Regions from separate parts of the Homo sapiens genome. Here regions 2 and 3 are each linked to region 1. A link is an interaction called in ENCODE POLR2A ChIA-PET data of the cell type or tissue named here. Cell type or tissue: OCI-LY7. All regions are shown on one strand. Each heading gives the region's core, and the rest is flanking DNA. Links, peaks and the distances in the headings are about the cores only. Region 1 has its middle 44 kb from the start of PRDM1. Region 2 has its middle 52 kb from the start of LINC02836. Region 3 has its middle 120 kb from the start of LINC02836.

Evidence for each region. Peaks named below come from ENCODE experiments on the same cell type or tissue, not always from the same donor. Only the 100,000 strongest peaks of a DNase experiment are listed, where the experiment ranks them.
Region 2: POLR2A ChIA-PET joins it to region 1 with 6 read pairs; 2 of 35 experiments call an interaction of 5 or more read pairs at or near these places.
Region 3: POLR2A ChIA-PET joins it to region 1 with 9 read pairs; 2 of 35 experiments call an interaction of 5 or more read pairs at or near these places.

Annotation. Positions count from the first base shown.
Region 1 is chr6:106,124,535-106,135,363 of GRCh38, forward strand. No RefSeq gene overlaps it. Among named protein-coding and RNA genes, the nearest start is that of PRDM1, 44 kb to the left of the region's middle. RefSeq lists enhancers at 9,748-10,249, 10,128-10,829, 10,250-10,749. In OCI-LY7, for the core only: no CTCF peak of the experiment used is centred there; a DNase peak (open chromatin) is centred at 5,147.
Region 2 is chr6:105,574,759-105,585,587 of GRCh38, forward strand. No RefSeq gene overlaps it. Among named protein-coding and RNA genes, the nearest start is that of LINC02836, 52 kb to the right of the region's middle. In OCI-LY7, for the core only: no CTCF peak of the experiment used is centred there; no DNase peak of the experiment used is centred there.
Region 3 is chr6:105,746,058-105,756,886 of GRCh38, forward strand. No RefSeq gene overlaps it. Among named protein-coding and RNA genes, the nearest start is that of LINC02836, 120 kb to the left of the region's middle. In OCI-LY7, for the core only: no CTCF peak of the experiment used is centred there; no DNase peak of the experiment used is centred there.

The DNA.
Region 1 (10,829 bases), core at 3,874-6,373:
ACTTTTTCACAGAGGTCTGAACCATGGAGTGGATTCTCTGCAAAAGGTTTTAAAATAGTTCTGTTGGAGGAAGGCGTGGGAGTTACTGCTCTGTCTCCTTCAAGTCAGTTCCAATCCAATGCTTCTGACATGGAGAGCGAGACACAAGGAGGGGTTTCAATAACCTAATACTACATGACATGGGGTTTTAGGTCACCATCTCAACATGTTTATTCAAAAGGGAGAGGATTTGGGAAACGCAGGAGAGAAAGCCGGAAGATTCCTCCTTCCCTGAGAACCTGTGTTGTCACACTCATGGGTGTTCTCTGTCACCTGGACACATGTGGCCAAGGAGGGGACTGAGCAGCCCTGGCTCCTGTCATAAGAAAGGTTCTAAGTTCTTCCTGGCACATTACCAGAGAGTCTGGACTTCATAGACTCGAAGAATCTCATAGGGAGGAGGGACCCTGGAGATTTTGCTCAACTTCCTCATCTTACAAGCAGGAGACTGGGGACAAGCGACCTGCCCATGGACACATCAAGCATCAGCTGCAAAGCTGGGACTACACCCTCGGTCTTTTAACTCTACATGCAGTGCTCTTTCTATATCACTGCCACATGGTCACAGTCCCCTTGGGTTTTCAGCAGAGGCAATGCTAAGGACATGACAGTTATTTTCCTCAAACCGATCGAACACTGTGAGAGCAAGTTCAACAACTCAGGCTTGGGGCTTTCCTGAGACCAGGCTGCTGAGACAGTTTTGGGGTGGGGGTGGAGAACTAGGAGGTTCTCTCTATTGCTCAAGAGAAGGTGGGTGATCATACAGACTTTCCAGCAAACAGCCAGGGCAGGCAGCCTTCGGGGCACCCAAACCTCCCCACCATGGGTCCAGTCCAAGCTAGATGCTTCAGCATTGACACTCCACACCAAAATGGATCTCATATCAATTTTTATCTGTGAGGGGTTGTATAAAACCTCCTACAATCTCAGATCTGGAAACCATATAATAGGAGTAAAGCAGTCAGAAAAATGGATAACTTTTGCCCTTTTTTATGTGGGAAAAAAAACACCTCAGTAATTGAATTAATTTTTAAAAATATAACAAAGGGCTGGGCACAGTGCCTCATGCTTATAATCCCAGCACTTTGGGAGGGTGAGGCAGGCGAATCACCTGAGATCAGGAGTTCAACGCCAGCCTGACCAACATGGCGAAACCCCATCTCTACTAAAAATCCAGAAATTAGCCGGGCATGGTGGTGTGCGCCCGTAGTCCCAGCTACTCGGGAGGTTGAGGCTTGAACTGGGGAGATGGAGGTTGCAGTGAGGTGAGGTTGTGCTACTGCACTCCCTTGGGCAACAGAGTGAGAGTCTGTCTAAAAAAAAAAAAAGAAATGTAACAAAGGCCAAAGGCCAAAGTCCCCCGAATTTTGTCACCCCCTTTCTCTTTTTGCTATGCACATGAGTCCCGCTGAGGTGTGTGATCAAGTGAGCCCTCTGAGGTGTGTGATCAAGTAGGTCTCTGGGCACCGAGCCCACTGGCTGCGCTGGCAGCCCCCTCACTTCTCCTGGGCATGGAGTCCCAGCACCTTCCTCACCTGAGTCTCATCTGTGTGTGCAGCTCCAACATGTTTTACTTTCTATTTACTAAAATAAACTTCCTCTTTCATGATGACTTTGGAAAATGGACTCTGGACCACTTGGAGTTCATAAAGACACGAATCAGGCTATCTTAGTCCTGACATGAATCACTTTCTCTCCCCACCCATTTCCACAGATGCGTGGGTAATTTGGTCTCACTGCATCCCTCCTGCTGTCTTCAGGAGGATTTCCGCCACCTCGGCAGCATGAGTCAAAATGGATCATCCTCCCCGCCTCACCGCTTAACGAACTGAGGTGTGTGTTGGAGCTGAATGTTTACAACACAAAACCACCAACCATCTTGTTTCTTCATGTTTTGATGGCCCAGAAGCTGAGCTGCAGGGAGAGGACCTCCCCATTCCTGCGTAGAAGACAGGGGTCTTCTTATGTCTTAACTTTTCTTGACTACTGTTTGGCTTTCAGTGAATGCTTCAAAAGTTCTACCCTGTGTCCAGCACCCCAGGTCTTGATGGATAAAAATTCTCAGCACCTAAGCTGATCTTCATTCCTCATTTCCAGCCACAGCTCAAGGGGTTTGCAGTCTGTCTTTGGAAATGACTCAACCAACAGTTGGGAGTGAAAAAAATTAATGATGCCACATCTTTAGGCTTTGTCCTTTCATTTACCAAGTCGGTATTTAATGAACAACATAAGATTGTACTTCCTTGCAGTGAGTTTGCATTTCATGAGACGATGAAACTAAAGAAAAAGTCAGCCAACCTCACTGCTCCCTCAAGAAGTCCTCATTTCTGAACCCAATTATTTCACTTCTTATTCCTCGGTAGGAATTCTCTATGTACATTCATGACATATCCCAGAAGGGGCAGTGGGGTCTCACTGCTGCTTAAGGCACCTTTGAAGTGCTTTCTTGTTTCTATTATCTTGACTATTTTCACTACCCTTTCCCTCTTTCTTTCTTTTTTCTGCATTTTTCTTGTCAGATGTTGGCAGATTATTGAGTTGCCATCAGTATTTAAGTCAGAGTTCTGTTTTAGGCAATGGTTATTTTACAAATAGACACAAGTAGCTTCAAAGTATCCCCACGGCTTCTTTCCTCCTTCTCCATGTTTACTATACTATTATTTAGTAAAATTGTTAGTCATAAATTATCATTATTTAGTTAAAAACAAAAAAGCATTTGGCCAGGCACGGTGGCTCACACGTGTAATCTCAGCATTTGGAGAGGCCGAGGCTGGCAGATCACTTGAGGTCAGGAGTTTGAGACCAGCCTGGGCAACATGGTGAAACCCTGTCTCTACTAGAAATACAAAAATTAGCCGGGTGTGGTGGCACATGCCTGTAATCTCAGCTACTCGGGAGGCTGAGGCAGGAGAATCGCTTGAACCTGGGAAGCAGAGGTTGCAGTGAGCTGAGATCACGCCACTGCATTCTAGCCTGGGGGACAGAGAGAGACTCTGTCTCAAAAGAAAAAAAGAAAGCATTTTAACATAATAAAAATATTTTTAGGTGTTTAATAAGAAAGAAATTATTATATAGTAAAATTGTCCATATTTACTATACTATTTCTTTTTTTCTCCTTTTCCTGAGGCAGAGAGAAAGGGTAGGGGGAGATTTACTCTTGTTCTGATCCGGAACCAATCTTTAGTTCCAGTTCATTCTTCTCCCTGCCTAAAAATAAGAGTTAATGCTTCCCAAATGCTTTACAAACACACTCATATAACACCCAGCAAACATATCTTGTCCTCCTTTCAACAAGGAGATGGTCTGGCTCTTAGTACTATGCTGTCCTGTCTCTCACCACCTCTACGCCATCTAATCACCTCTTGAGCAATTAAAACACAGGTGCACAACCTTAAACATATTTGAAATATTTAAAAATAATTCATCTATATAATTTGGATCCGTGGACATTAACTTCCTCAATAATGTGACGCTGGCCGTATGCCGTGGCTCACGCCTGTAATTCCAGCACTTTGGGAGGCTGAAGCGGGTGGATCACCTGAGGTCAGGAGTTAGAGACAAGCCTGGCCAACATGGTGAAACCCCGTCTCTACTAAAAATACAAAAATTAGCCAGGTGTGGTGGTGCGTGCCTGTAGTCCCAGCTACTTGGGAGGCTGAGGCAGGATAATTGCTTGAACCCAGGAAGCGGAGGTTGCAGTGAGCTGAGATTGCGCCATTGTACTCCAGCCTGAGTGACAACAGAGAAACTCCATCTCAAAAAATAAAAAAAATAAAAAAGTAAAATAAAAATAATAATTTGATGTCTTTGAGTCTGGCTATTTATTGTTTGCTGTGGTGAAGTCTGGCATGGAAAACACTATAATGTTGACAAATAAGAAAAGCAACATGGAGTTCAAAATATAACACAGAAATGTCATGCTTATGAGGATCATATAAGTTATTTTGATGATAAGACCTTGTCCTTTTAGAACACTGGCCTCTGCACGGCTGGGCACGGTGGCTCATGCCTGTAATCCCAGCACTTTGGGAGGCCGAGGCAGGCGGATCACCTGAGGTCAGGAGTTCATGACCAGCCTGGCTAACATGGTGAAACCCCATCTCTACTAAAAATACTAAAATTAGCTGGGCGTGGTGGCACACACATGTAATCCCAACTACTCGGGAGGCTGAGGCAGGAGAATCGCTTGAACCTGAGAGGCAGAGGTTACAGTGAGCAAAGATTGTGCCACTACACTGCAGCCTGGACAACAAAGCGAGACTCCATCTCAAAAATAAATTAATTAATTAATTAAAAAAAGAACACTGGCCTCTGATCCACCAGAAAGAATTTCATAAGATTCAGTGATAAAGCTCAGCTCGTGGCTTTTTAGGTGAGCCCCTCATTCAGACTCTTTTAGACTCTATTTACTCCGACTTCATGCACAAATCTAAAAGGGTAGGGGATCTGCTTTCCAGTCCACAGAAGACTAGAAAGACAAATGAAAAGGCAGAGCCAGGGGGACAGTGCTGGAAACCAGCACCCTGAGAGAGGGTAGTGGAGGGAACTGATATCCAAGCAGCTGGAAGAGGAGCTTTGCAGACGCCCAAATGTCAGACCGATTCATGTCAGAGATGACAGCCCCATCCACAGCTCCCTGACATCGAGAAAGACAGTAGCCGTGCTCATCAGCACGTCCTGAAGCCACCAAGACAGGGACAGACCACGATCAACTGCAGCATGATGAAGAGGTTCATAACTTTTTTAAGGAATCTCTATATGTAATGGTTCAAGTTTTATTTCCTGAAGGATATCAGTAACATCAAGAGCAAAAAGTGACTCATTCCCTAAGATTTCAGGATAGCCTAGTTTTGCTTTGTGTATTTGCATGCAAGTTATCCTAGAGATAAGGCACACTGTCATCTATTAAACTAGTCTCCAATGACCATAATTTTAGATCATCAAGTGACAGGTTTCTTAGATTATGAAACAATAATTAGCCTTAGCTTCATGAGTCTGTAAAGCATGTATGACTATCTCAGCGGACCCTGCATGTCTGCTAGTGCAGGTTTCACCACCAATTCTGGCAAGAGCTGGAGTCAGCCTGGGACTGTGGTTATTTTGCATACACGAAAAGCTTGGTAATCTCTTTGAAGGGCCTGGACTGTGTACAAAGATCCCTCCCTTTTTGCATAATGGTACTTTACTTCCTGGATTATAAAGATATTATTTTACTAGAGAGAAAGGAACTGGATTTGTGGCGCATATTTGTCCAATGATTTAAGTTAATTCCTCATGTTCAAAATGAAACTGTCAGTTATAAGCTGACCAAATGAAGCAATATATTTCAAACTCAACAGAATCTTTTTATTCACTCTACCAATCTACGTACATCCCAAATTCCAACATAATTACCACCCCAGGTGTTGGTTAAAGAGCACTTTTTAACTTCCTATGGTGGACATTTCTAAGCATCCACAAAAGTAGACAATAGCATAATGAACTTCCAGGTACCCAACCTTCAGCTTCAGCTGTTATCAATATTTTGTCAGTCTTAAACAGTATGCCTTAGTGTGCCTAAATGAAATTCCCTGTATTTTAATTATCCAGAAGGCTGGAAATATTTGGGCAGCCAGGCCTCCAACCATGAGGTATGATTAGAAAGATTTCAAAGGCTCTTCACCCCACAGATGATGCGTGCCACGAGGAGTGATATATTCTTGGTTCTCTCTCTCTGTTTCTCATACTCTCTCTGAAAACACAAATGCTCCTGCTGAGGGGGCATTACTGAAATTCCTAAAACCTTGTTAAGAGTTGGTTTTTATCAAATGATTTTGTTCTAGAACAGGAGACTTTGGAGGGACAGCCTAGCATCCTTGTATCCTGGGGATGAACAGGGCCCTGGAGGGAGAAAGGGAACAGTGTGATGTGAGATAGGAAAGCCAAATACACAGTGTTGTTTTGGCTTAGCCCTGGTAGTAATTCCTGTAAGAGACTGTCTGAGAAAAAAATTACATTTGGAACATTTTTATTTCAGTAATCAGGATTTGGGAGTCTTAGAAAGGATGAGGTAGAAAGCCCCTTTACCATATTTTTTAAAATAGCTTAAGTCCACATTATGTTTCAGCAGTGAGAATATATTTTGGAATTCAATTATGTAACAACAGGAAGTAGGATGGCTGGTTAGAAAGAGTTTTACTTTATTTTTTACTTTTCTTTTTTTCTTTCTTTCTTTCTTTTTTTTTTTTTTTTTTTTTTTGAGACGGAGTCTCACTCTTATCACCCAGGCTGGAATCGGCTCACTGCAATCTCGGTCTCCCAGGTTCAAGCGATTCTCCTGTCTCAGCCTCCCATGTAGTTGGCATTACAGGTGCAGGCCACCACACCTGGCTAATTTTTGTATTTTTAGCAGACACGGGGTTTCACCATCTTGGCCAGGCTGGTGTCGAACTCCTGACCTCAGGTGATCTGCCCGCCTCGGCCTCCCAAAGTGCTGGGATTACAGGCGTGAGCCACCGTGCCCAACCTAGTTTTTACTTTTCTGTTGATAAGATGTCATTCAACAGTTGCCAGCCAACATTCTTTTAGCAGCTGTGACACTGGTCCCTCAGCTTAGAAAGAATAATTTGAGTGGCACTTCTCACTTACATTCTGTAAGAAGAGAAGAGTATACCAGGACTTTTTTTTTTTTTTTTTTTTTTTGGCTTAACACATGTGGTTCTTCTCCATATGTTGGGAAGTCCCTGCAGCAGGGAGTGGGCACAGGCGCAGAACTGCCCGAGGAAGGAGATGGAGCTGTTGTTTGCTATTCTTGAGGTCCAATATTATAAGAGCATCCTTGATGGACCAATGTGGACCCGACTAAGGTCAGCTGATAGAAAGCATTTCAGAATTTGGCTGGGCGCGGTGGCTTGCGCCTATAATCCCAGCACTTTGGGAGGCCAAGTTGGGAGGATTGCTTGAACCCAGGAGTTTGCAACCAGCCTGGGCAACACAGTGAGACACCCATCTGTACAAAAAACTGAAAAATTAGCCAAGGCTGGTGGTGCACAACTATAGTCCCAGCTACTTGGAAGACTGAGGTGGGAGGATCACTTGAGCGTGGAAGCTCAAGGCTGCAGTGAGCTGTGATTGCACCCACTGTGCTCCAGCCTGAGCAACAGAGCAAGACCCTGTCTCAATCAATCAATAAGTAAAATAAAAAAGCATTTTGTGAAAATGCACCTGACCCAGCAGGTTGGTGCATGGTCTATGGTATCAGGTAAAATTCATAGGCAGGGTCCTGCAGTGAAGGCCTCTCGTGAAGCCTTCAGGGATGGCCTCAGGCCCCACACCCAGGCACTGTCCTCCAGCCCTTCCTCACCAGGTGCTTCTGAGCCCTGAACTGCTGGGCACGAAGTTGAAGAACCACTGATCACACAGCTTGGAAGAGCCCATCCACTTCTGATATTTTGTCACCAATCATCTCTGCCAAGAATTCCCTGGGCATGTTCGCTGTGCTGAGCCGTGTGGTGGGTCCTCCAGGGAGGTGACAACTCTGTCATCAAGGAGCATCACTCGAGGTGGAGAACAAGGGTTCGTGGAGACCTAAGGACAGGACTTCTCCAGCCCCTGTAAGCCTTCATCCTAGTTACCATGGAAACAGTGATTGTTTAATTATTTTCTCACCAGACAGTAGACTCCTGAGGGTAGGAAAGGTGTCTGCTTGTAGCCCCAAGGCCTAGGAAAGTGCAGGACACCTCAGCCTTCATTCCATGTCTGTGGAATGAACGATGGCCCATCGGCTGGCTTGAACAACGTATGGAATGATGAGATAAAAGAAAGAGAAGGAACCGGGCCAGCCTGACGAGGGCCGAGTCCCAGGAGTTTGGGATCTATCCTTCAGACCACAAAGGCTCATTGAAAGTTTCTAACCAGGGCAGTCACATGGAGCCTTCCACGTTTCTGGAAGAGGAATGTGCAGTGAGGCTGAGGGATGGGAAACAGGGAAATCTGACACAAGGTGGCCCGTGGGAAGCTACTCCAGTAGCAAAGGTCGAGACCTGGAGCTCCTGCCCGACCCTCCCAAGGAACTGTCATGGAGCTGTGAGCCATACAGGTGGGGGTTTGGCCATTCAGCATTTGAAAGCATAACATACTGGAGCTGTTTATAATATAGTCAAAGAAATAGGGTCGCACAGACAGATTTGAGCAATGTTTATGTACATCCATGAGTGTCTATGCACGTCCACCTGGAGTTAAGGAAAACATTGTCTGGCCATATATTCCTTCCTGGTAACTCTTTCAGGACTTCAAGGCATCATTTAGCTCCTGGAAGAGCTTATTTTCCAGACACACACTCCAGCAGCGCCCTAAGTTCATGGGCGCGCATCTTAGTCTCCTGGAATAATTTAGTTGCTCTGGCTCAACAGATGATTATTACAGTTATTATTAATGTTGGTTCTAATAATAGCAGTAGTCATAAACATGTTTCTTGGGGGCCACCACATTGATAGCAATTGAAGCCTAAAAGAACATAGTCCCCAGGGATCTGTAATACAAGCTAATCAAGCAGTTAGAAAGGAATTTTTTAAAACTTTCCCCCCTTAATCCCATCTTTATTGTGTGGGTGGAAATCACCACTTGAGAGATGAGCCTCAAGGCCATGATCTGGAGCGATTTCAAACAGGCTAAGGGGTGGCATTGTAGTCCCTGGAGCCCTGCCAAGTAATGGCTGGCATTTCACCCTAGACCAGCCCTTCCAATAGAAATAATGAGAACCACAGATGTAACTTCAAATTTTCTGGTAGCCACATTAAAAAAACTAAAAAGAGGCCGGTGGCTCACGCCTGTAATCCCAGCACTTGGGGAGGCCGAGACGGGTGGATCACCTGAGGTCGGGAGTTCAAGACCAGCCTGGCCAACATGATGAGACCCCATCTCTACTAAAAATACAAAAATTAGCTGGGTGTGGTGTCCCATGCCTGTAATCCCAGCTACTCAGGAGGCTGAGGCAGGGAGAATGGCTTGAACCCGGGAGGCAGAGGTTGCAGTGAGCGGAGACTGGGCCATTGCACTCCGGCCTGGGCGACAGAGCAAGACTCCATCTCAAAAAAAAGAAAAAAAGAAAAAACCAAAAAACTAAAAAGAAACAGGTGAAGTAGTCTTTTAAATATATTTTAGTTAACCCTATGTATTCCAAATATTATTATTTTGACATATAATTCACATAAAAATTGTTAATGGGGCTGGGCGAGGTGGCTCATGCCTGTAATCCCAGCACTTTGTGGGGCCGAGGCAGGTGGATCACCTGAGGTCAGCAGTTCGATACCAGCCTGGCCAACATGGTGAAACCCCATCTCTGCTAAAAATACAAAAATTAGCCAGGTGTGGTGGCACACACCTGTAATCCCAGCTACTCGGGAGGCTGGGGCAGGAGAATCGCTTGAACCTGGTGAGCTGAGATCGCACCACTGCACGCCAGCCTGGGCAACAAGAGTGAAACTCTGTCTCAAAAAACAATTTTTTTTAAAATAAAATTGTTTATGGGATATTTGAGATTCTCTTTGTTGTCACTGTTTCAGGTTTTAGAAATCTGGCGTGTATCTTCCATCTCAGCAAGTAGCTGCAGAACTGCACACGGGGCTCTCGGCTGCCACAGCTGACAGCACAGGGTGAGCTGCTCTGGGAAGGTGCTGGTGTGTCACTCACCGGGCACACTCACGGACCAGCTACCCAAGGAGGCAGTGACCACAGGACTGGAGTACTGGGAAGCAAAACAAGGGAGAAAGGCCAGTCCCCACCACTCCTGGTGCCTGCTAAGTGGGGTAAATGCCCTTCTTGTAGACGAGCGCCACAGCAGCCATGGAAGTGTTGGGATGGAGAGAGGAAAGGAAAGCATTGAAAGTCCTGTAAGGGTTCTGAGAGTCATAGATCCTGTAAGATGTCACTCATCTAAGTCATGCTCTTAGGACTCCGGGCAGTCAAGGAAGAGAAGCAACAAGCCCAGGCAGAACCAGGAGAGGAAGAGGAAATGAGGCAGGTGAGGGGATTTGCTCCACCCGGTCTGGCCTGGCGGGGAGGGACTGACGACTGCAGGGCTTCCTCAGAGACGATCCCTTCGGCTCAACAGGCTTGCCAAGGAAGGAAGGAGCCGCCACCCGCACTGGGAGATTCATCTGAGAGATGAAAGGAACGGAATGCCACAGGACAACCCTAGGGGAGGAGTGCACGACACTAGGGGCTTCGGAGGCACGAGGATGCGACATGAACAAGCCCACTCGCCGTCAGAGTCCCAGCGCCCTCTCTCCAGTGACCAGGCCCCCGTGGAGGGCCCAGTCCACCCTCCAGCTTTCATAAACTTTGAAATAACACAATGTAAAACAGTCTAAATTATGTCAGATGATTCTAAGTGATTAAATGTGACAAAGAGGTATGTCACCAGGGTGGCTGCCTGATTCCCCAATTCTCAGTATCACTGAAATGAATCAACGGAGAGACTCTGAGTAATGCCGGGCACGGCCACCACACTCAGGCTGCTGTTTCTTACAGAGACCTGGGATCTTTCCCAAATGTCACCGGTTCAGCCAGGGATCCTGACACAGGTAAAGTGTCGAATCACACCCAGCAACCACAAGATTTGCCTTCTGCTGCTTGGGGGTAATCTCCCTGTCAGAGGTGATAAGTGTGGAAGGATGCTTTAGAATTATGCCTTTTAAAATGAAAGTAGAGTTCCAGGGTCAGGAGGCGTTGACCGGGGGACAGAGAGACTGCGGGTCAAATGTGAGGCCATAAACTGTCAAGATGACACACGGTGCGGGCCTGGCAGGGCA
Region 2 (10,829 bases), core at 3,034-5,533, 550 kb before region 1:
AAAATATGATAATTGGATTAAGTGAAAAATATCACATTGTTTTAATTTTTGTTCTTTAAAATTTGTGACAAAACTTGAGCATCTTTTCACATATTTATTAACCATGCATATTCCTTTTACTCTGAGCCATCTCCTTCTATATTGATTGCCCTTCTTGTTAAAAATGGGCTCTTCATATTTTTAGTTGTTTTATGAAGGCTCAATCTTTGGTCCTAAAAACTGATAATAATTTTCCCCTGTTTAACATGTGTCTTTGGGTACGGTTTGTATCAGTATGTATGTTCTTGCCAACTCAATAATAAATATTTTTAAAGTCTTTCCAGTATATTATAAAAACTATGTGCAGTTTTATTTAGTTCTCTTAATAGTTTAATTTTTTACATTTATGTCTTTGCTACCTCCATTTTGGGGATAAGGAATTAGGTAGAAATCTAGCTTTACTGTTTCACAAATGGCTATCCAGGTGTCCCAAAAACTTTTTATTGTAAACCTGATTAGAAACCCCAATTTTACTGAAGTTATCCATAATCTTGTGGTTATTTTTGAGTTCTTTCCATTGAGCTATCTATTGTTGCAAACCACAATTACAGTTGGTTTATCCACACTTGTGTTTTTCTTTCCCAGAATTTTCTTTGCTATTCTCAAATGTTTATTTTTTGGATAAACTTTACAGTCATTTTGCAAGTTTGCCTGAACTTGTGATTTTGCTTTGGATTTTATGAGCATTTAACTCAGTGCCTGACATATGGTAAGATCTCTTTAAGTGTGAAAATATAATTGTAATTATTACATCAAATATAATGACAAATATGAAGAGGATTAACATCTTTGCAATATTGTCTTCCTAAGATTTGGATAGGAAATTTACCCATCTGCTCATAGGGAAAAACTATGCTCTTTCTTCATGTTCCTAGTGTTCACTAGAGTGCTTGTATAGAGCACATACTTAGTAAATATTTGTGAATTGCATTGGTAGTATCTAATTAATTTGCCAGTAGGTATTGTTAAAATACTTTAATATTCCTGTGATTTCAGCTCTTTATAATTCTCTGAATTTCTGTTGCAAAGTTTGGCATTGTTTTCTGACAGTTTCATAGATGTTCATACTTTTTTTCTCTTATACTTTTAATAGATTGTGAGCTCCTGGAAATAGACACAATTTCTTTCATTTATTTGGCACCCTCCACCCTACTCCCATGACCCCCTCAGACTTAAGACAATTCTCATACTTTCCTAAATGTTTGTGAGATTTGATTATCTTTTGAGATATTGATTTATATTTTCTCTGGTATTATCCTCACCTTTCATTTTCTTCCATTCAAGAAGGCAGCAGGCTTCCTTCTTGCTAGGGAAGGGTTGAGGCCATGTGTAAGGCAGCTGTAGAACACCAGTCATTGTGGGTTTATTCTCTAAAGGCCTAAACACTTAGGTGAATGGAGTAAGTTTGGTAGGTACATGAATGGGATTCCTAGATGTAGACAGAGCAATTGGAGAGGTGGGGAGAGCAGGTAGTTGAAACGTTTTTCTAGCCTGCTCACTGTCCTGTCTTGCAGCTGCTATCTTATACCTTCCTTGACCTCCTTCCCCAGTGTCTACATTGTTGTGGAGTAAATAGATGTCACCTGACTACAACTCCTTCATTTTCCTCCACCCACCCTTGTAAGCCTATCTCCATTTGCATTCCTTCTCTCCCTCTTTACCCATTATAAATAAATCATATCCATATTGTGGAATCCAGTGGTCACTTCCATACCTTGTCTGACTTGACACCTCACAAGAGCATTTAACAGGGCTTACTATTAAATATTTCCTTTTTGAAACACTCTCTTCCCTTCGCTTCCCCATGCCCCTCCTGGATTTCCTCTCCCTTTCCGACTGCTCCTTCTGAATCTCCTTGCCATCTCCTTCTCCTCTCCTTGCACTTTAAATGTTCAAGTCCATCAGGAATTTCCTTTGGGCCACTTCTTTTCATTCTCTTCCCACTCTCCTTTAATGACCATACTATCCCCTTGACTTTCAATATCAACAATATGCCAAGGACCTAACACCTTTATCCTTGGCTTATGCCTCCTTTCCTGGGTTCCAGTTGGAGAGATCTCCTTGCCTACTTGAAGTCTCCACTTGGAAGTCTCACTGGTGTCTTATCTTAGATTTGAAGCTGAACCAAACCATCTCCTCCCCACTTCAGATCCCCTGTTTCTCCAGTCCTCCCCACCTAAGAATAGGGCTTCTTCATCCATTCCAATTGTCCATGCCAAGACTTGGATGTAATCTTTGATACCAACATTTCACATTCAAATCACTACCAAAGTGATTTGCCCAGTATCTCCTGAATCCAATAACATACCTCTCCCATCCAATTCCAAGGACCCCCATCAGAAACCTGGACCCCTGCAATAGTTTTTTTTCCTGAAGCTTTAGGGTATCCTTTCTCAACCAAGCTGTTCTCTGCCTAAATGTCAAAGTTAATAGTTTATAAATATAAATTTGATAGTTTTACTGTCTTGCTTAAAGCATTTTAGTGGCTTCCCATTATCCTCATAATTACTATAATCCACAAGGTTCAGTATGACCTGTCACCAAGCTATTTCTCCAGCATTACCTTCTGTCAACCTTCCTGGTGATTAACCTTTTCTGTCCATGCCAAGGCACCACTCCTTCAAAGGTATGCTCTATCTTTCACCACTCTTTCTGTTGGGCCAAATCCTACTCTTAGTTAGGCTTCACGTTAAATGTTACATTTTTGGAGAAGCCTTTCTTGACCCTTGAGTACAGATGAGGTTCTCTTGTTATATGTGCCTAGGGCACCTGATACTTTAACTACATTATAGTAGTTATTATACAATTTTTTGTGTTTATTTATAATCTGTTTCTATTACTAGACTGTATTCTACATGATGTCAAGATAATTTTTAAAAACTTATTTTAAACTAGAGTCACATGCAGTTGGAAGACATAGTGTAGAGAGATCCTGTGTACACTTCACCCAGTTTCTTCCAGTGGCAACATCTAGAATTTAACATTTAACACAACCAAGAAATTAACATTAATAATATCCACCAACTTTTTACCAGTTTTACATATGCTCATTTGCATGTGTGTACGTATATATGTGTGTGGTTAGTTCTATGCAGTTTTATCACATGTAGATTTGTATGACTACCACCACAGCAAAAATACAGAGCAGTCCATCACAGAATCCCTCATGCTTCCCTTTTATGGTCAGTTATCTCCCTCCCTATAATTTTTAAAACATATATATATATATATATACACACACACACACACACACACACACACACACACACACACACACACATCAATAGCCCACTTTAAAATAATAAAAACAGGCTTTTGTCATAACAGAAAACACATATATACACCGTGATAAAACTTAGCAAGATATGTCAAGAAACTGTAGACATATAAAATGAAAAATTTATCATCACATAGATGAGTCAAACGTTTAGAAATGTTTTTAAGTGAACTACATTTTTTATATATTTTGTATATTCAGCTTTGTAAATCTATTCTCCACCCCTCTTATCAGTGTATCAGAATACCTAAGACTAAAGGAAAGCTATAATAGCAAGAGTTCTTTCCTAAGCATATTTTAGGGTGTGGTCTACCAACTTGAAAGGAATAGGAAAAAGCTGTGAGAGACTGTAAGTCTCTGTGAGCAAGCAATTTCTAAGAAATAAATGCTAAGCTTAATCTCAGAATTCACTTTCTAAAAATAAGTAGCTGGTCATGAAGAGTGGGTTATAAGCTGAGACTAACTGTATTAGTCTGTGTTCACACTGTTGATAAAGATGTACCCAAGACTGGGCAATTTACAAAAGAAAGAGGTTTAATGGAATTCCACATAGCAAGGGAGACCTCACAATCATGGCAAAAAGCAAGGAGGACAAAGTCATGTCTCACATGGATGGCAGCAGGCAAAGAGAGAGAGCTTTTGCAGGAGAACTCCTCTTTATAAACCATCAGATCTCATGAGACTTATTCACTATCAGGACAACAGCTTGGGAAAGACTTGCCCCCATGATTCAATTACCTCCCATCAGCTCCCTCCCACAACACATGGGAATTCAGGATGAGATGTGGGTGCAGACACAGCCAAACCATATCACTAACTTATTATCTTGTCAAACCCCAATGTTTTAATAAAGGAAATATTTTTTTTTCATTCTAATGTATTAATCAGGATAGAAATAAAAATAGGTAAAGTGAGAAAGATGAAAACATATGAAATTATTTTGTCAAATTATAACATTCTTCTTTGACATAAAGGCTTATGTTTCCATTGTTTTATGGGAGGGAGCAATTGTGGAGAAATGTGCATGATTATGGAAATTAGACCTAGCTGCAAATGGCTTCAACTTACTAGGTTGTGTGGAACCATGGGCAATTTACTTAATTTCTCTCAGTTTCAGTTTCTTCACCTGGAAACAGGACTCGTGCTCATCACATTTGTACTCTTATATTGGTTAAATGAGATAATACGTTAAAACAAGGACTATAGGCACTGCCTTAGTATTTGACACACAGCAGGTTCTCAGAAAGAAGACAAAGAAATAAGGGAAAGGAAGAAAGAAAAAGAGAAAAGAAAAATATGTTGATTTCCCACAATACTCTTTCCACCTGGTTTCTTCTGAGATAGGTTTCTTTAGAAGGATCTAGTTTACATTAAACATCGTCAACCCTAAGCCTAAATCTGAATGCAGAAGTTTGGTAACTACGGCTTGTAGTACAGATCAATAAAAGAAAAAAAGACATTCAGACAATCACCTTTTCTGAAGTTCTTGAATGTTAGTCCATACTAAGACTTTCTGTTCCTCCTGGTGAAAAGATACCTGTCTACTTCCCACACACTCTGTATTAGTCCATTCTCACACTGCTATAAAGAACTACCTGAGACTGGGTAATTTATGGAGAAAAGAGCTTTGACTCACAGTTCCTCAGGCTTCACAGGAGGCATGACTGGAGGCCTCAGGAAACTTACAGTCATGGTGGAAGGCGAAGGGGAAGCAAAGACCTTCCTCACGTGGCAGCAGGAGAGAAAGAGTGAAGAGGGAAGTTCCAGACACTTTTAAACCATCAGATCCAGTGAGAGCTCACTCACTAGCACTAGAACAGCATGGGGGAAATCCACTCCCATTATCCAATCACCTCCCATCAGGCCCTTCCTCCAATTGGACATGAGAGTTGGGTGGGAACACAAATCCAAACCATTTCACCCTCAAAGTGAAGTACCAATTAAAATGCCCATTGAAATCACAGATGTTGGATCACTAACCACCCCCCTCCCCATGTTTCTCCATTGAAATGATGGAACAAGAACGTGACTCTAATACTTTCCACCTGGCTCTCATTGAAGACCTGATCAACTACCACCTGAGAACTGTCTCCCTTGATTATCTTGTGAAACTACTGGGATCTTCCATCAAGCCCTGGATTTTCCTCAGTCAGACCCAGAGAGTTTCAAAGCAAACCTCCTTAAGGGAGTGGCTAGGATTCACCTAGCAATCCTTGAGATTGCTGTTTTCCCCTTGGGTGACCCTGTCTGGTTCTGAGTTCACGTTGCCTTTCCTTATCTCTGTGCTTTCCTAAAGCTGAACACCAGAAACATTTACCAACTTGACTGAGAATGAACTTGAAGTCACCAAGCTCAAATCTCCTGTGAGCCAAATCATTATTTAATTATGTTGGTGGATGTGGGAGAAAAGAGCAAAACCACTTAAATATGGACGATAATAGTCCCTGACTTCACCTCTACTTGTGAGAAATAATCACTCTTTCTGGTGACACATACAGTAAGTCAGAAGATTGCCATTTACTGCTCTTGCTTTTAGTGTATTCCTCATCATTATATATGGCATTCCATCCATCATTAAAAAATTGAATTTCATTGACATATAGGTTATAAATTCATCTTGGGAGAAATGACTCCTTTTCTGGCTTGTGTATATGTGAATATATACAATTTAACTCAACCTTAGTTGTAATAGACAGTATCTCATAACTTATTTGTGTTTTCATCTTTTCTACACTTTTTAATGTTCAAAGGTCTCTGAATGCATGAATTTCTTCCTATTTTATATTTTTTTAGTTGAGAATTTTTAACACTGGGGAAGTGTTTTTGACTATTCTTAAATAGTGCTGAATTTTCCTTAGAAGTATTAATTTTTAAAAGAAAAATATTTTTTATTATTGTCAAAACTATAATATATGATCAATACTAATTAGTCAACATGAATGTTAAGGTTCTTCAGTCTCAAAAAAGGCTTATGCTGTTAATATATGATAGCTACCATTGCAAAGTACTTTATAGATATTAGCTCAATTTATCTTCACATCAACCCAACAAGGTAGATAATATTAACATTATTTTATCTATTTTAAAAATATTTGATACATCTGGGACAAAAAACAGTGAAATAATTTTCTCAAAGTTATACAACTAATTAGTAACAGAGCTGGGATCCAGTATTATGCAATGTATTCCCTTTTAATGTAATGAGACCTGAGCTTTTTTCCCCCTTGTTAGATGTGTTAGACAATTATTTTTTCAAGTTTACATAACTGACAGATTAATCAATTAAACAAATGTGGGAGAAATAAAACCCCACATATTCAGGTAAGCATGAACACCTCGGGTTACAAGACTTTAATTTCAGATTCCAAACTCTATTATTCTCAATCCTTCTAGTATCTTCACCCCAATCCTTTTAATACTCAAGAATGCAGTGGACATTGCTTAGAAATTTAAGACAATGCCATGAGGACAGGGGCTTTTTGTAAGACCACTGCTGGCCAGTGTGGCTAGATGAATCTTGTAGCCATTTTTCTTGGAGGGTTTGCCACATCCTCGGAATTGCTGCCTTGCATGCATGACCTGGGTCCACACTACTCCTGGACCTGCAGACCTCTTTTTGTTTTCTCCCTGCATTTCTCACCCCATCTCTCTTAGCTGGAGGCAGTGAAATGGAGGCCTGGCCATCACTTGCTCTCCCCACCTCTCCAGTTGCTCCGTCTATATTTAGGAATCCCATTCATGTACCTACCAAACTTACTCCATTCACCTAAGTGTTTAGGCCTTTAGAGAATAAAACCACAACCACTGGTGCTCTACTGCTGCCTTACACCTGGCCCCAACCCTTCCCTGAGCCCATCAAGTTTGGAGCTAGCTGCTTTCTTGAATGGAAGAAAATGAGGGGTGAGGATAATGCCAGAGACAATATAAGTCAATATCTCAAAAGATAATCAAATCTCACAAACATTTAGGAAGTATGAGAACTGTCTTAAATCTGAGGGGCCATGGGAATGGGGTGGAGGGTGCGAAAAAATAAAAAAAATTGTGTCTGTTTCTAGGAGCTCATAATCTATTAATAGTTGGGATAAAAAAAAATAAACATCTATGAAACTGTCAGAAAACAATGCCAAACTCGAGATCCCGCCACTGCACTCCAGCCTGGGCAACAGAGCGAGACTTCGTCTCAAAAAAAAAAAAAAAAAAAAAAAAGAAAACAATGCCAAACTTTGCAACAGAAATTCAGAGAGGAGAATTATAAAGAGCTGAAATCACAGGAATATTAAAGTATTTTAACAATACCTACTGCCAAATTAATTAGATACTCCCACTGCAATTCAAAAATATTTACTAAGTATGTGCTATATACCAAGCACTCTAGTGAGTCTAGAAACACGAAGAGGAAGCACAGTTTTACCCTACAGGCAGAGAGGGTGATGATGACGAGGGTGATGATGTGGAAGAGAAGAGGGTAAGACATTGGAAAATGCATTTTAAAGGTTGTAGTTTTGAGCTGGGTTTTAAAGAAAGAGTGGAATTTTGCAGTGGAATTATGATGAGAGAAAACACTATGTGCAAAGGCAATGATAGAATTGATCCAGTTTTGAGCCATTCCTTTTCCATCAAGCTTGGGATTGAGTCTTGTTAGTAAAATCAGACAGCATTTGTGGAGAGAAGGGGTGTTTTCATCACATACACCTTGGTTAGAGACCTGTATATAAGACATGAAGGAATACAAAGCGATCCTTTGAGGATGAGACTTGAAACAGAGACCAAAGCTTGCAAAACCATCTACATTATGACTGAAGCAGACAAATGATTTAAGGTCAAAATTGTGTAATACTTATTTGTTTGAATCCCTGTGTTTCAAGATAGGATCATGGTCAGGTTGATGAAACAGTAACTCTGCAAAGGCCCTAAAGGGCTAAAGAAGAGACCACCGACTATTCCAGCAAGTTTGGAAGAATCCATGCTAAGATCATCTTATAGACTAATTCCAGCCCCCGGGCCCTACCAGTAGCCTACTCTTAGCTCCCCTCCCACTTTTTTTTTTTTTTTTCCAACAAATTCCCTGGTTCTTTTGTTTTGTATTTTCCCTTGCTGCAACAGGTTAAATCAGTCTCACTTTTTTCCCTCCACACTACCGGTGTGTTCCTGATGGTCTCTGGACAGAGGGTTTTATTAAATGAGGTCTCATCAAGATTCATCTGAAACCCTTGCTGCTATGGACCAGGACTTGCTGATATCCACAGCTGAGAGCCTTTGAGTCTCCGCTTCCTTGAGGCTACTTAGAAGCCAAGTCTCACTACCAATATGAGCTCCAAATATTTTGTCGAGCCGTTTAGCACTAATTTATTGTGTTTGTCTCATGGATGAAATCTCCCAGGACTTTTTGTTTGCTTTCTCATATTTGTACTTGTTCTCTTGAAGCTGTGCCAAAGTATTAATTAGCCACTAGTCCGCCTATTTACTGTCTGTGTATGGACCTCCACAAGCACAGGGGCTCTTGTCCTTTTGTTGGGGATGAACATTTGTTGAATCATTTGGCACGACAGAACCTAGTAGTAGAATGTCACACTCTGGAAATCATACATTTTTGGCAACATGGCCAAAACAGTAAGACCAGGATCATTATGGAAGTTTGAAACATTTTCCATGTGCCCCACAATCAATTGAAATTTCTTTCTCTTCACTGGAGAAAGCCAGCTACCATGTGATGAGGACACTCAAATGGCCCCAGGAAGAGGCTCATGTAGCGACGAGCCTCCTGCCAACAACCAGCATTAACTTGCTCGTCCTGCAAGTGGCTGCTATGAAAGCAGATCCTGAAGCCTCAGTCCAACCTTTAGATGAGCTGCAACATCATCTGAGAGACAACATCTCAACTGCAACCTCCTGAGAGACACCAACCAGAACAGTCTAGCTAAGCCACTCCCAAATTTCTAACCTACAGTACTCCGTCTGAGAAAATAAATGTTCGTTTGCTTTAAGCCACCAAGTTTGTGTAACTTGTTATACAGCAACAGATAACTAATACAGCAGGTAGCTAATACCAGGACAGATCCCTAATACATTCGATAGCTAGCGTCACGTAGCCTTTTCATTTAATTTGGACATGAATGGCATATCTTTGCCAGAGTCCGTAGAATTGGTCCCATATCTGCTTATTATTAAGGTAATGGTTTGGGAAGCACCACAACCATTGGTCAGGAGTGTCTGCTAATCACCTAGAATCTTGAACCAGCAGAAAGCTGAGGCCTTGTACTGCTTCTTCTAGAAGAGTCCATTTCTGATGATAGCTGGAGCCAGGATAATTATAGGAAGAAGCAGGAACACCTGTGGACACTGAGTGTGTAGTTGGCATCTAAGACGGCTCCTAATGATGAGCCACTTCCTAGTGTTCATGTCTTTGTGCAGTTCTCTCCCTTTGAATGTGAGTGTATCTACTGACTTGCTTCTAACTAGTTAAATATAAGAAAGAGATGGATATCACTTCCAAGATTAGGATACAAGAAGCCCATGGCTTTCCTCTTGCTTGTCCTCTCTCTGTCTCTTGCTGGACTACTCTGATGGAAGTCACTTGCCATGTTTTAAGTTGCTTGATAGAGAAGCCCACTTGGCAAGGAGACGGTATCTCCAGCCAATAGCCAGCAAGTACCTATGACCTTCAGTCCAACAGCCCACAAGGAGCTGACTCCTGCTAAGCCCAGAATGGGATCCTCTCCCAGCTGAGCTCTAGCTAACACCTCTATTGCAGCCTCGTGAGAGACCCTGAGCCAGAGGCACCCAGCTAAGTCATGCCCAAATTCCTGAACAGCAGAAACTATGAGATAATAAACGTTTGCTGTTTTAACTTAGTAAATTTTAGGGTAATTTGTTACACAGCCATAGATAACTATAGAGCAGGTAAAATATTAAATTCTTTTGATTAATTTTTATAACAATAATTTTTGTTGTATTATAATATACAATATAAACAACACTATTAGAAAATAGGTGACTCTACTATGGAGGTTTATACATACTCAATTTGATGGAGACTTAGTCACTGATTATTCTGGGAGTAAGGATATATTGTGGACACTGAGAACATTGACAAATCATTAATTTAGTCCATAAATTATATTACAAATGCCATCAGTTGACAATGACATTTAAATCTATCTTTTTTTTACCCCTTGTTATTATATTGACAATTACCACACCAGTCGTTATGCATTAGCATGAGTATGTCTCCTTTTAATCAGAAGCATATTTATAGTAATACATTTTACTTTAAAAAACTGAACCTCTTGTTTAATTTGTCAAGGTTTTGTTTCTTTTATCATACATTTAATTGGAGAACTACTGAAATCATTTTGAGATCATTAAAATTTGAGAATGCCAAACAAATCTAATTTTTGATATTAGCTTTCAATTTATAAAGCAAGGAAGCAAATCTTTATACTACCTTATGGCCATTTAGAAAACCTACAGTTTAGATGTAATAGACATCATTAATATTTTTATTATCTGGAGC
Region 3 (10,829 bases), core at 3,608-6,107, 380 kb before region 1:
GTGAAAATTTATTTCCCTTTAAATGCTATTGGCAAAAATTCTTATTTTGAGTTTGAATGCAAAGTGCCTTGCTATGTGGAGAGTGACTAGCAAATGCCACCATGCACCATCATGGTATCCTAGTAGCTCTGTGTTACAAAGGGAAACAATAACTCTTTAAAAAAATTATTGAAGGACCTTTATTTTTCCCTCGGAGAGCTTAACATTCCTAGCTAAATTACTTCCCCCCATGTCTGCTTAAAGCACTTCCTCAAAATACAGAAAGCCACAGAGCCCCTGTGAGGGTTTTGTATCCCAGTAAGCTGTCACTGGCACAAACTTTTCCCTCCAGGTGTCAGCAAGAAATTTCCTTAACCTAAAGGCCACCCCCTTTCTGCAGGTCTGGTTTTGCCAGACAGAGGGCAAGAAGTGCCAGGACAGACTTCCCTATGAGTGCCATCCTGTCTGTTGACCAAGTTTAGGAGTTGTCTTCCCAAAATATCCCTATAAGTCACAGTGGTTTCATCTTCTCACAAGCCACATGAGACTTGTTCTTCTTTTCTTGAATAAAAGTTTTATCAAAGTTATGCAAATTAGTATAGACCCACTGTTAGGGGCTGGGAGGAGAAGCAGTCAATGTAACATGAAATAAAATAGACTAAGATCAAAAACAAACTATTCTGTTTAGCTGACTCATTTCAAAATGAAATCAGTAATTTTGTAACAAGGGGTGGGGGATCAGCAGATGTTTTCAAAGGATACGAAATTTCAGTTAGATAAGAGATGTAAGTTCAAGAGATCTATTGTAGAACAAGGTGTTTATATAGTTAATAACAGTGTATTTCTGTAAATTGCTAGGAGAGTAGATTTTAAGTGTTCTCACCACAAAAAAAGAGACATGAGATAATGCATATTGCTAATTAGCTCAATTTAGCCATTCTACAATGTATACCTATTTCCTAACAGCATGTTGTACATAATAAACAGTTTTTATTTGTAAATTTAAATAAATAAATATCTTTTGAAAAGGTAATTTAGTAACAAACTAAATGCATCTTTAAATAAATGGAAAACCCCATTGTAACACATTCGGGAATTGTAGAAATATGGAGAGCATGCACAAAGAGACAGTTCTTCTTTTCTTCTAATCTCACTCTCCAGGGACACTAATTTAATATGTATACATCAGTATTTTTCTATGTTTATCAATATATAAACATATATAGTTTTTTTCTCTTATCAAAATAGAACTATTCCAAGATACTGTTTCACATATTGTTCTTATCACTTAATAACGTGTCTTGAACACCTTTCCAAGGTAACTGTCTATTAGTTCATAGACTGGATTCACAGTTCATACTATGTCCCCTTATTAATATTGAGATTGTTTCCTTTTTTTGCCTTTCAACCAATATTGGAAGGGCATCTTTGTAATTATATCTTTATCTATTTGCAAAATGAAATTCCTAGAAGCCAAACTGTAGCATCATAGAGGATTCACATTTTTATATTTTTAAAAAATTTCAAATTGCCCTCTAAAAATAGTTATACTAATTTACTTTCCTAAGGAAATTACTTTAAATTGGGCAGGGGTAAGAAATGACTCTACATTTTAATGTTACTGACATTTACCTGCACCATGCTAAGACCTTCACATACATTTAGCCTATGGGTTACAAAGCAGAAATTTTGTGGTCATTTTACTGCTGAGACTCTGGGAGTAGACGCTTGGGTGATTTGCACAAAGCCACCCTGGCAACTGGCACAGGAGGGAAGAGTAGGGCTGTCTGAGTTCAAATCCTGGTTCTATTTTACAGCTAATTGGCATGGGCTTTACTTCTCTGTGATGGTTAATTTTATGTATTAATGTGACTATGTCATGGCACCCAGATATTTGGTCAAGGTATTTCTTTGAAGGTATTTTTTAGATGTGATTAACACTTACATCAGTAGATTTTGAAGAAAGCAGATTATCCTCCATAATGTGGGTGGGCCCCATCTAATCAGCTGAAGACTTTAAGAGGAAAAAGACTGCAGTCCCCTGAGGAAGAAGGAATTCTGCTTCCATACTGCCTCTAGACTCAGGCTGCAATGTACATGCCTCCCTGGGTCTCCAGCTGGCCTTTTCTGCAGATTTCAGACCTGCCAACCCCCATAATTGCATAAGCCAGTTCTTTAAAATTTCTCTCTCAAGAGGAGACGGCCGGTGGGCGGGGGGCAGGGGGAGTGAGAGGGTGAGAGAGAGAGAACCTATTGGTTATGTTTCTCTGAAGAACCCTAACTAACTAATACATTCTCTAAGCCTCATTTTCCTCACCTGTAAAATTGTGACAACACTACTTCCTTTGTGAAATTACAGACTAAACTAAATAATCCATGTAAAGTGCCTAGTGCCAGGCAAATTGTCTGTAGTTCACACATTTTTCACTATTATTTTTTGGAAAATGAGCTTGAACTCACTGCTCTGTTCACTACCACCCTCATCCCTTTCCCTTACAACACATTTTATCTCTCTCTCTCTCCCTCTCTCTCTCTCTCACACACACACACACACACACACACACACACACACACACACGCAAACACACGCGAACCTTAGGAGAACACAGAACCTAGGCCCTTCAGTTTATAGACAAGAAGTATAAGCCCAAACTCTAAAGAGATTTACTCAAGAGCATCTTCAGCAATGTTGAAACCAGAATGAGATCTTCTCCATCTCCTGGAGGCTGGTTTCCCACTACAATCCTGCCTCCTTCCTGTGAGTCGGGTATTTCTTATCTCATTCATTTGTTTACCTCACAACCCACTCTGCCTCATGCATGAGCGATGCCATGAGACTGGGGTCTGATTCTGCGATGTGTCACCTTGAATGAGGGCCCACTGTCTCTGTTCCCTTTCCCCTAGATTTCACTTCAGTAAGTCATGCTGGTGGGGGCAGAGGAGGAGGAACATCAGAAAAGGAAACACTTATCCATGACATGCTTGGCTAAGTTATTACCTAACACCAGAGCACGTCACTGCCCTGCCTTGGCCTGGAAGAAGGTAAACCCTCACTACCCGTGTTTTGTGATGACAACAGGCACGATGAAGCTAGAGCTAGTGTTGTTGCCAGGGTTGCTTGTTCTCCTGAATACAGAAGGTCCTGTGTAACCAGCAACACATTCCCAGCCATGTTCACTCCAGCCTCAGTTTGGTGCTTTCAAAAATACTGTTAATGATGTCTTGCTGTTTTCAGTGCTTCAAACAGGTAGGCTTCCCAGAATATGCCCAAATATGCAGAAGAAATCTGAAAAGCCACCCATGGCTGAGTTGTCAACCAGAGTGACATTCAAGAAATGGCTCAAATTAAAATATATTCATAAATATTTGGTGGAGGTATCATGGCTAATTGAAATGGCATTTTGGTATTTTAAAATTCATTCCAAATATGGAGGTGAACACCCTCCTTGTCTGGGCAGACAGGGTATAGAAATTGAGAATGATACGCTCCCTCATATTTGTAGCAGACCCGCCACAAACATCTCTCCATGCAATGCTGAGAAACTCAACTTTGAGAATAAAATGATGAAAAATATTAGAGCCGTATTTATTGCCTGTCAACACCAACAGTGCTCAAGAGAAATTTACTGAGTTCTAGTAAAATGAGCTAAATTTGTGAATAAATGATTTGAATTGGGAATAGGCTTTGAAATGCCTAAAACTTTCCTAAATGAATACATTTCTGCAAATATTGAAATTCCTAGAAAAATTCAATAAAATTCTCTTTTGATGAGGATCATCTTTGTGACTGTACGTAAGTTGGCTCAAAGCCCATAACTAACCCACAGTGTGGTAGGATGAGTCTGGGCTGGGTTGGAGTCCTGACATCTAGGTTTTTTGTTTGTCACTTCTTCTCATTGGCTATACTGTTTGCACAATCTCAAAACCTGCATGTGGATAATTCCTCACTTGTAAGCTTAACCAGATGAGCTATTTCCCAAGCTAGAAATACAAAGAGAGTGATATTTATTTTTTGTTATTTAATTTTAAATTTAACCTGCTCTGTTAACCAGCCAGGTAACTCCCTCTTGAGCAATATTCAAGGAAAATTATCAGGAAGTCCAGGAACATATGCAGCCCCAAATCATGCAGAGAACTGGAGCTGGCCAGGCCACCACTAATGTTGCCACTCAGGGTCCCACAGAGGCACCGTGCAAAACCGCTCCTGCACACTTCAACTGGTCATTCTTGCCCACTGAGTCAGGACTACCCAGCCCAGGGGAGGAACCTGCTCTGGTCTTCAAAGCTGAGCTCTTTGTTTTACTGTCACATGGTGTCTCCCAGTGACAGGGAGGCTGCAAGAGCACGAGTCCCTGGGGCTGCTATAACAAAGAGCTGCAAACTGTGGGGCTTAAACAACAAACATTTATCATCTCATGGTTCTGGACTTTGGTTGGAAGTCCAAAATGAAGGCATCAGCAGGATTGATTCTTTCTGCAGGCTGTGAGGAAAGATCCAGCCCATGCTTCCCTTCTGATTTCTGGAGGCTTCCGGTGTTCCTTGGCTTTAGGTGGCCTTTTCCCTGTGTCTTCACATCATATTCCCTATGCGTCTGTCTCCAAATTTCCCCTTCTTACAAGGACACAGGTCATACTGGATTACAACCCACCCTAATAACCTCATTTTAATTGGATCACCTCTGTAAAGATAATATTTCCAATAAGGTCATGTTCACAGGTACCATGCGTTAGGACTTACACATCTTTGGGGGGGACACCAAAACACTGTTGATGTTTAACCATGTCACTGCAGTTTTCAGATGCAAAATGATGAGAGTGTCACATATGCCTTCTGTTGCAATTACTTAGCCTGCCCATTGTGGACAATCCATAAACAAATGGGTGTGGCGGTGTTCCAACAAAACTTTACTTATGAATATTGACACTTGAATTTTATATTATTTCACTTGTGATGAAATATTCTTTTGGTTTTTCTAAACCATGTAAAACTATCGAAACCATTCTTAGCTTGCACACTGTATAAAATGATCAAAGGGCTTGATTGGGTCCTAGAACTGCAGTTTGCCAATTCCTGTAAGAAAGGATTCTTTAACTGAGAAAAAAATTGATCCTCATCAGATTTCTCCCATTTAACTGAGATAATTTCTTTATATTAGTTTCCAGCAACCCCACCTCCCTGCAATAATTTATAAATGTTCTCTTATTCATATGGTGCATGTACTTTACTCCTAAATCGAGTTTGTGCTCTGTAAATAACTTCTCACAAGAAGCTCAGGAAAGAGCTTGAATGTAGGAAGGCAAGACACCTTACTTCTTTATTCTACAGTATCTCCCGACATCCAAAGCAATGTTTGTTGTAGCAAACATTGTGTATGCAAATTGAATCCTTTTTTAATTTTTGATTTTTGCAAGTACATAGTAGGTGTATGTATTTATGGGGTATATGGGATATTTTGATACAGGCATACAATGTGTAATAATCACTTTGGGGTAAATGAGGTATCCATCACCTTAAGCATTTATCCTTTGTGTCACAAACAATCCAATTATACTCTTAGTTATTTTTAAATGTACAATTAAATTATTACTGACTATAGTCACCCTATTGTGCTATCAATTACTAGATCTTATTCATTCTTTTAAACCATTTTTTTGTATCCACTAACCATCCCCGCTTCCCTGCCACCCCTCCCCACTATCCTCTGGTAACCATCCTTCTATTCTTTATCTCCATGATTTCAACAGTTTTAATTTTTAGCTCCTACAAATAAGTATATGCAAAGTTTGTCTTTCTGTGCTTGGATTATTTCACTTAACATAATGATTTCCAGCTCCATCCATGTTGTTGCAAATGACAGAATCTCATTCCTTTTTATGGTTGAGTAGTACTCCATTGTGTGTCTGCACCACACTTCCTTTATCCATTTGTCTGTTGATGGACACTTGAGTTGTTTCTAAATCTTGGCTATTAGCTGGGTGCGGTGGCTCACGCCTGTAATCCCAGCACTTTGGGAGGCCGAGGTGCGTGGATCACGAGGTCAACAGATCGCGACCATCCTGGCCAACATGGTGAAACCCTGTCTCTACTAAAAATACAAAAATTAGCTGGGCATGGTGGTGCGCGCCTGTACTCCCAGCTACTCAGGAGGCTGAGGCAGGAGAATTGCTTGAATCCGGGGAGGTGGAGGTTACAGTGAGCTGCATTTCAGGTTGGGCAACTGGTGTAACAGAGGTTACACCACTGCATTCTAGCCTGGGCAACAGAGCGAGACTCCATCTCAAAAATAAATAAATAAATAAATAAATAAATCTTGACTATTGTGAACAGTGCTGCAATAAACATGGGAACAAATCAAATATTTAAACACCCTCATATGGGGTCTTCTCAAACTGTACCCATCATTCTGGCCTAATTCCAGCCTGCCATCCTCCATGAAGCCTCCTCCAGCTATTCCAGCTCATCCTGACATTGGCTTCTCTTTTCCTGTTGAATTCATAATCCATGACATGTAACTGACCACTTAACCCTTGATGAATTCTCACATTAGTTTTGACTTTTCAGCTACAAAACCAAAACCACTCCAAGAAAGGAACTGGTGACATCCTTTTATTGTTGTGTTTTCTCTCCTTTGAAAACTAGTTAACTCTTACATTACAGTAGGCACACTCCAAGGCTGTTTCCCGACGCACAGGCCAGGCTGCTCCCTGGAACTCCTTTAGGGGTTAGGCTGGGCCCATCCACCTACCTCTCTGACCCGAGCCTTTTGCCAAGGCCTAAGCACACTGAAGCAGCAGTGGCTGCCATCCATGTAGGCGCTGAAATTCTAGAGCTCAAAGAAGGGAACTGGTGCCTAACACTCTAGCCATGGCTGGACACCAGGAATCAGTACCTGCTTCAAAACTGACAAATTACAGAATAATTAATTACTAACAGATATTCTTAAGCACAAAGTTTTAGTGCACATTGACCATTTCCTAACTTGAACCCTCTCTAAATAGATGAATTTCTCAAGTAAAGGTAAGCAAGGTCAGTGCTTCTGTTGCACTTTGGTCTCCTCTCTTGGCATTTTCTTTTCTTACATGATATTGTAGTAAGTAGTATAAAAACTTGAAAATGAAAAGCCTGATTCTTGATGCATAATAGGAGCCCCACAACAATAACCAATATTTGGAAGTTTGTCAAAGGCAGGTATGAAGCACAAGATGAAACGTTTTCATTTCGGATGACTTATAGTAAGATACCAATAAAATACTCCGAGATGTGGTAAGAATAGGCGATATCACCACACCTTGGGCGGGTGAAGCCACTTGGCACAGGCACCCTACCTCACCACACCCCTGAGGCATGGCAGAACACAAGAGAACCACACCCATTGAGTGTGATGGCTGAGCACAAACCAAACACTTCCAAAGGCGAGGCAGAAAAATCAATACAGGCACCACAGGAGGTGATACCGGAAAATGATGTGATGCTGGCAGGATTTTCACTGCAAGGGAAGATAAGTAAAGAAATAAAAAAGACCCCTTCTCCTTTGCAGATGTAGGGCACGCCTGCCAGAGTTTTATTGTTTTATTGGTGGATGGGGATTCTTGTCTTCTCTGGTCAATTTCTATATGGGACACTTCCTAAGTTACTCGATCCTCTAAACACTATAAGAACTTGGAGACCGAGCTGAAAACTTAATTAGCATTATGCAGACTGTGGGCTTCTGGTATTTCTAGTAAGCTTAGGAAGCTGCCAAACATTCCTGCCAAGTTTCCTTAAGCCTGGAAAGGCCTGCAAATGCTAATCCAAGAAAGCCAGGGAAAGCAACAAATACTAATTTTCTCATAGACTGAAAGGGAAATACTGTGAGACGGGGGCCGGGGGCTTCTTTTTGTGAAGGAACCATCGGGGGCTTCTTTTTGTGAAGGAACCATGAGGGCCTAAGGATGTCAGCTCTAGAGAAAGCCCCAGGTGGGACCAGATGGAGTTTAGAATAGTCTGCAAGCCACAAAGACATGGGATGGGGAAATCGCCCTTGTAGGCACAAGGCAGCTAATGCCAATATTCATCTGCACCAAGGCCCACCTCCTCTAGACAAGGGTAAAGGTCTGAAGAGTTCAGAGAAATTAACCCCAGTAGTCTATATTCCTCAGTAAAGCTGAAGGATGTAAGGTTTCCATACACAACTATAGTGAAAAAAATACATTAACTTCCTTTCACAAAGGCTTGATTTTATTTATAGTTTATATGTAGCTCCTTTTTTTTTTTTTTTTTTGAGATGAATTTTCACTCTTGTTCCCCAGGCTGGAGTGCAATGGCGCGATCTCAGCTCACTGCAACCTCTGCCTCCCAGGTTCAAGCGATTCTCCTGCCTCAGCCACCTGAGTAATTGGGATTACAGGCATGCACCACCACGCCCAGCTAATTTTTATATTTTTAGTAGAGACACAGTTTCCCCATGTTGGCCAGGCTGGTCTCGAACTCCTGACCTCAGGTGATCCGCCCACCTCGGCCTCCCAAAGTGTTAGGATTACAGGTGTGAGCCACCATGGCCAGCCTATATGTAGCTCTTTAAACAGTACCTGGCCACCTTCTTCATTTGTTCTACTTCATTACTTAGGAAATTGGCTAGCTTTCAAGAAGAATTTATTTTCCCAAAAAGGATTTTCCAAAATCAGACATAATTGGTATTAACATTTTTTAGTAAAGGAAAAACAAAGCCAATGTATTGAACATTCTATATGTGCTAGGTTCTATGTTAAGTGTTTCACATTCATTATCTCATTTTCTCTCGAAGAAAGATATTTTCTATTAATTTTGGGATTGATACAAGACAGAAAAGTTGTTAAACTTTAGAGCAGGGGTCCCCATTTCCCAGGCCATGGACCAGTACCATTCTGTGGCCTGTTAGGAACTGAGCCACACGGCAGGAGGTGAGCAGTAGGCGAGGGAGCAGAGCTTCATCTGCATTTACAGCCGCTCCCCATCACTTGCATTACTGCTTGATCTCTGCCCCCTGTCATATCAGCAGTGGCATTAGATTCTCATAGGAGTGCAAACCCTATTGTGAACTGCGCATGTGAGGGATCTAGGTTTTATGCTCTTTATGAGAATCTAATGCCTGATGATCTGTCACTGTCTCCCATCACCCCCAGATGGGACCATCTAGTTGCAGGAAAATGAGCTCAGGGCTCCCACTGATTCTACATTATGGTAAGTTGTATAATTATTTCATTACATATTACAATGTAACAATAATAGAAATAAAGTACACAATAAATATAATGCATTTCAATCATCCCAAAACCATCCTCCCCCTCCCCCAGTCTATGGAAAAATTGTCTTCCACGAAACTAGTTCCTGGTGCCAAAAAGGTTGGGGACTGCTGCTTTAGTGGACTGCAGAGTAAATGAATAATTGAGAGAAAGGTTCATCAGGAGGGAAGAAACTTCGGCTCCAGTCTGGCTGGATAGAGGAGCTGCTGCTGTCTTGGTTAAGTTGTAGGTCAATAATAGTGCTAGAGAGGGTCTCAATCCATTCTTCAAAGAACAATTATCCAGAGCCTCTGTACCCACCCCACTCCATGCAACACCCCGATAGGTCTCTTATTAGAAGCAAAATGGAGAAACAGTCATCTTTTTGCCTTTCTGAGGAGCCAATTCCTTAACTTTGATTTTCATCTAATGTACACTATTAACTGGTTACCATTGCTTCTTCCAATCATCTATTTTCTCAGCCATATTTATTGAGTGACTACTGTGTGCCAGATATTGGGCTACACACTCTGCATCCATGGCGCAATCTCTGCCTGCAAGAAGTCTGCCGTCGATTCCCTTCTCCCTTTTAGGGAGGCAGAGACACCAGCCAGAGCTGCAGGGTGGTGCCCAAAGAAACAGTTGAGGTAGGATGTACTCGGTACTTCAGCCAGGGTAACTCTCTACTCCCATACATGAGCCAAAAGACCATGACCTTCAGGGAATCAAAGTTAGAAGGCAGGTAGAAGAGTCTTCAACACAGAAGAAAAATCCAGCTGGTGATTCAGAAATGGAAGGACAGAAATGAGTGCACCTGCTCACCGTGGGGGTGGAGGAGGGTAGAGAGGATTTACCGAGTCAAGGAAGTGTAGTGCACAGGCACTTTTATTGGGACACAGACTCCTCCATGAGCAGGGAGGGAGCTCTCAAGGATGTTGTTTGTGGCATGGAGGCAGCTCAGAGATTCAGAGGAGAGGTACACAAAAACTAACAGCCACACCGGAAAGGAGCATAGCGCGTAGTCAAATGACTATGGAGTCCAGAATCAGACCAGGGTTTTAATCCTGGTACCACTGCTTTCTCAAACTAGTAATGTCAGCTCTGTGAGCCTCAGTTTTCTCATCTGTATCATAGGAATGATGTTTCTGTTGTGAGAATTAAATGACATGATGTATGTAAAGTCCCAGGCCTATTCTAGACATCCAATAAACAGTAGTTATACTCAATGAAGAAAGCACCAAAAAAGACATACTTGTCTCCCCTGGAGAAGTTCAGAGGAGGAATCACCAGTGCACAGCCTTGAAGAATCGGAAGGAGTTCCAATTGGGGATGGAGGGAAGGTAGAAGAAACCACATGGGTGGGACACGTAGTTGGACACTAGAGGCCAGAGTGCCTGGGGGCGGGTGTGAGAGAAGAGGCTGCAGCGCCAGGTCCTGAGGAGATGCCTGCCATGTACAAAAGCTACATCTGCCTTGACCAGAAAGTGGTGGGAGTTTTAAGCAGCAGCCTGCCAGGAACATGATTAGGTGATAATAGGTAACACTCATGCAGCCAACCCCTAATTAGAGCTTCCTATAGGCCAAACACTATTCTAAGCCCTTTACATATAT